Regions from separate parts of the Homo sapiens genome. Here region 2 is linked to region 1. The links are chromatin loops, found by intact Hi-C in ENCODE. Cell type or tissue: HepG2. All regions are shown on one strand.

What was found. A loop is a pair of places that touch in the nucleus more often than their neighbours do. Peaks named below come from ENCODE experiments on the same cell type or tissue, not always from the same donor. Only the 100,000 strongest peaks of a DNase experiment are listed, where the experiment ranks them.
Region 2: it touches region 1 in a loop (13-fold over the local background); 40 of 110 quality-filtered maps call a loop at or near these places.

What each region holds. Positions count from the first base shown.
Region 1 is chr6:36,757,786-36,760,285 of GRCh38, forward strand. The region is part of intron 12 of CPNE5 (copine 5); the gene reads right to left. Among named protein-coding and RNA genes, the nearest start is that of RAB44, 61 kb to the left of the region's middle. RefSeq lists enhancers at 1,462-1,651, 1,487-2,455. In HepG2, a CTCF peak has its summit at 1,564 (motif pointing left); a DNase peak (open chromatin) is centred at 1,566; H3K27me3 peaks cover 1,322 bases.
Region 2 is chr6:36,421,952-36,424,451 of GRCh38, forward strand. All of the region lies in intron 3 of PXT1 (peroxisomal testis enriched protein 1), which reads right to left. Among named protein-coding and RNA genes, the nearest start is that of PXT1, 20 kb to the right of the region's middle. In HepG2, a CTCF peak has its summit at 1,343 (motif pointing right); a DNase peak (open chromatin) is centred at 1,450; H3K4me3 peaks cover 1,593 bases; H3K27me3 peaks cover 446 bases.

The DNA of each region.
Region 1 (2,500 bases):
GACTTAGAGGCACAGGAAGGCTCTGGGCACGGAGAGATGGATGTCAGAGGAGGTTCTGTGGGAGAAATGAATAGAACCCAGGCCCAGTTTGATGGCAGAACCACAGGGTGGAAGAGTAAGCTGGGCTGGTTGGAGGAGAGCCTAGAATGCCCAGTGAAAAATGTCTGAATGTCACCCAGCGGCCTGCAGGGAACTCTGATGACCCCCAAGCTGGTAGGAGACAAAATCAGAGCAGGCTCTAGGACACTGGGGCCTGGTGGAGGTGAGTGTGAGGGGAGGAGGAGGCTCATCCAGGAAATATTTGCCTAGTTCTGCCACCTAATAATAGCTGTGTGACCTTAGGCAGGTTACTTAACCTCAATGTGCCTCAGTCTCCTCATCTCTAAAATGGGAATAAGAAGTACCTGCCTCCCGGAAAGGTATGAGGATTAAATGGGCCAATGCAAGCAAAGTGCCTAGAACAGTTTGGAATGTAGTAAGTATTATCTATACGTGTCTGTTGCTTTTTTCTAAGACGGGGTCTTGCTCTATGGCCCAGGCTGGAGTGCAGTGGTGGGGTCATAGCTCACTGTGGCCTCAACCTCCCGGGCTCAAGCAATCCTTCCAGGTAGCTGCCACCATGTCTGGCTATTTTTTTTTTTTTGGTAGAGATAGGATCTCGCTATGTTACTCTGGCTGGTCTCAAACTCTTGGGCTCAAGCAATCCTCCTGCCTCAGTCTCCCAGAGTGTTGGGATTACAGGCGTGAGCCACTGCACCCAGCCTTAGTTGCTATTTTTCAAAATTACTACTACTATTATTACTGCCACCATAAGTCCATGCGAGAGGTCATGAGGACTTGGGGGTATTGGGACAGGTGCTGAGCTATGGTGAGAACAGCGCTGTCAAGAAGTGACCACGCCTCTTGGGCCCTGGGCGTGGCTATAGAGGTTCGAGAGAGGGAGGGGTTGGGGTGACCAGGTAGACACAGAAGGAAGGCGCTGGATTTGGGGCACAGGTGGGAAGTTCACGTGGGAGGTCTGGCAAGCTGTGCAGGTAGAAACTGAGGGCCTGGGCGAGATGGTGAGAGAGCCCGGGAGAGAAGACCAGAGCACCCTCTTTAGCACTGGAGGACGCCCCCTCCACGGGGTTACCCAGATGGTGAGGTGCTCACGGACACATTCATGGGAAAACAGCTTAAGTAGGCAAGCTGTTAAGATGAGGGCAAAATGGCAGCCCCAGTGCTGCACTGTGCCTCAGTTTCCCAATCTCTCCCTTGAGGGTGTTGAACTATCGGAATGGACAGCATCTCAAACTTTTGCTCCAACATAGCCCTCCCAGCTGGGGAGAATGAACCCGGAGTCCTGAGAGTAACCAAAGATTTGGCCACAAGCATGTTTCTTCTAAGCTTTCTATGTTATCTTTAAATTAGCCTGTATTCCACATTTCCACTCTCTGATATAACTGCTTTAATGTTAAAGCAATGTTCTGTTCTCAGATCCCTGTTTACCCTGAGGTTTCATGCTCCCAGCCTCAGCCTCTCCAGCCCCGCCACGGTGAATCCCATGCAGGGGGCCAGCGCCACCTAGGGGCCAGCCGAGGAGCTGCCCCTCCACTAAGTCACCTCCCTTCTTCTTGGTGGTCAGGCGGGGACAGGACAGGTCTGGAATCTGCCCTCCTGCGCACATTAGGTGGGGTGGGTGGGGGCACTGAGGGGCTCCTAGGGGCCAGGAGCTGTGCTGGCTCTGGGGATGCAGCAGTAAGTGCAACACAACCCCCACCCTGAGGACTTCAAGGTCTTTGAGGGGTTGAATAGTGTCACAAAACAGAAAATAGCCAGAAGGAACCCCAGGAGCACTGACAAGTGTCCACTCCAGGCTCTGGGGTGGGGCGGGTGTGCAGGTGGACACAACTTCCTGGAGGAGGAACACCCACAGGGAGGCTCCGTGGACCAATAGCTCCTACCCAGGAGAAGACAAGAGGGAGTCTCAGGTGGAGGCACCCATATGAATCGAGCCCTGGAGGCTGAGACAGCACGGAGGTTCAGAGAGCCTCAGGTGGCAGGACGGGGATGAATGTGGGAATGGGCAGAGGGAAGGGGCAGGGGCCAGCTCCTAGGGGCCTCCAAAGGCATGTGATGTGTGTTTTTATTTACATGCACAGCCAGGCGTGGTGGCTCACACCTGAAATCCCAGCACTTTGCAAGGCCGAGGCGGGTGCATCACCTGAGCTCAGGAGTTGGAGGCCAGACTGGGCAACATGGCAAAAACCCATCTCTACCAAAAATGCAAAAAAAAAAAAAAATCGCCAGGGTGGTGGTGTGTGCCTGTGGTCCCAGCTACTTGGGAGACTGAGGTGGGAGGATAGCTAGAGCCTGGAAGTAGAGGTGGAGGTTGCAGTAAGCCGAGATTGTGCCACTGCACTCCAGCCTGGGTGAGAATGAGACTCCATCTTAAAAAAAAAAAAAAAGCACGCATACACAGATTGCGGGTGGCTGGCTGGGGAAACAGCATCCCAAATGA
Region 2 (2,500 bases), 340 kb before region 1:
TCCAAAATCATGTGATCTCTCACTACTTTGTCTACAGCACTTTTAGTTCTATTGAGATATATCATATCCTACGATTTGTTACAGTCATTGTATATTTTTCTTATACAAAACAACAGAGATAATGCATATTAGACTGTATATTAATATGTATTGTATATTAAATGTATATTGATATGTATATTAGATATGTATACTTACCTATTGAATAACACTGTCTTTAACAATCATTGTAGGTTACAACCAGGCACTCCCTAAGAACTTGGAATTAAGAGAACAAATGTCTCCTGAGAACTAAGGGGCAAGATTAATGTATGTATAGTGGAAATGGGTGAGATGGGCAGTAATTGGAAGGGGAGAGGCTCCCAGTTCTCCCTTGCACAAGCTGCTCCCTCTGTCTGCAACCTCCATCCCCCTTAACCCCTTCAGGTCTCATGTCAGGGGTTGCATCTTGAGGGAAGCCTTCTCTGATCTCCCTGCTAGGTCAAATCCCCCATTATGACATCTAGACCTCTCCTTAGCACTTATCACATTATATTTAACATTGATATGTGCAATTAACTACTGTCTGCTTCCTTTACCAGACCATACGCTCCATGACTGAAGGAACTGGTACTGTTTTTATTTATCACTGTCATCTCAGTACCTAGCACAGTGCCTGGAATATAGTAGGTTCTAGAATTTCTGGAATGAATGAACGAATTAAAAAAGAAAATGTATATCTAGAGGAGGAAGGGTTGGTGAGCCATCGAGGCAAAAAATTAAAAAAAGCAAAAGCAAAGCTTCCAAGCACTCTTAAAGAGAAAAATAAGCTAAACTGTACTCTCTATTGAATTCTACAATTATATTTCCCATTTATACTACTTACACACACATGCACACGCATTTATTTATTTAGCCCTTTCCCATCAGTAATTATTACACTTCTGCCCCTTGTCAAATCACTCCATTCCCGCACAGCAATGGTGGGCAGGGCCTCCTTTTGCTTTTACTCATCTTTGTTTCCCCAGGAGTTTCTAATTTCCCTTAAATGATGTGTATCAGGATGGTTGCTCTGGACTTCCCACGACCCTCAACTCTTCTAAGAAAATGTGGCTTTGAATTCCCCATACAAAAATTATGTATTTTCCCCCGAAGAGTTATGTTTGTATGTGTAGAGCGCCCCCAAAGAGATAAATCTTGGCTTCAGCGAGTCACATTCCTGCCTTGTGGTTTCCATTTTCAGTCTGTCTGTGTCACAGCCCCGGACAGAAGCCACTGAGGGGAGAGGTGGACCTCCTCAATCTCCTGCTTCCTCAGTAAGAGTTTTCCTCTGGACAGTACTTAGGCATTTTCTCAGGCTCCCCGCCAGAGAGCGCCGCCAGGTCCTCGGAACCACCTCGCGCACTTTAGCTGGGCGCGCGACCCGCGCAACCAGTGAGAACCCCGCTCCCGCCCTAGGCTTTCTGTGGTGGAAAAAGCGCGCGCGCGGACGAGCAGGTTAGGCGATAGAGGTCACGTGGGCCAGCTGTGGCCAATGGGGAGCGCACATGGCGACGCGGCCGGCGGCGGCGCGCGCGTAGCTCGCCTCGGGCTCCTGGCGGGAGCGGGAGTTAGGGAGGCCGGGTTCCCGAATTACACACACCAGCGTTATTTATTCTATCAGTCTTTGGTTACTCTATCTGGCGTTCTCGACGCCGTAATAACAAGTTCGTGCCCCCTCACACCGCCCCCTCATTCCGCACATCCCTCATTTCTTCAGTGGTATCATAAAGATGAAGGGGAGAAACGCGCTGCTGCCTGAACAGAAAGGCAACCCAGGTGTCCTGGGCCAGAAGTGGGAGGACATGGGAGACAGCACTTTATTGGAAGATCCCTGGTTTCTAATTGTTTGGCAGGCGTTGAAAGCACATTGGTGGCCCACCAGACTACCAGTCACTAATGAGATTTGACATATAACTCGCGTATGGTAAAACGGGAGTTCTAGGCATGAAAACAAGCATGTACGTTAGCTAGTGGGTTGTTAACTCTAAATCAAGGGCAGCAGCGTTAGTAACTTCACCTGCCTCTTCTTTTGAAGTGAAACTGTAATTAGGAAAGCATTTGAGGCAAAAGTAGCAACGCCCACAGAACGCCTCGGAAGACAGCGATCAGCTTCACAAGGAATCTGAGGATCAGGAGGTAGAGTGTGAAAACATACTGGAAAGAGTTTACAATAAAACATAAAATCTTAGAATAGTGGCGACGATTGCACAACGTTGTGAGTATACTAAAACCCTCTGTCCGTACACTTTAAAAGGGTGAACTTTATGTTAAGTGAATTACGTCTCTTAAAAAAAATTACAAGTTCCTAGAAGGTGTTCATAGGTGACACAATCTCAGACTTTGGGGAATAATTGTTGTTGACAACGGAATTAACAAATGAAGATTCAGGCGGAGCGCGGTGGCTCACGCCTGTAATCCCAGCACTTTGGGAGACCGAGGCGGGCAGATCACGAGGTCAGGAGATCAAGACCATCCTGGC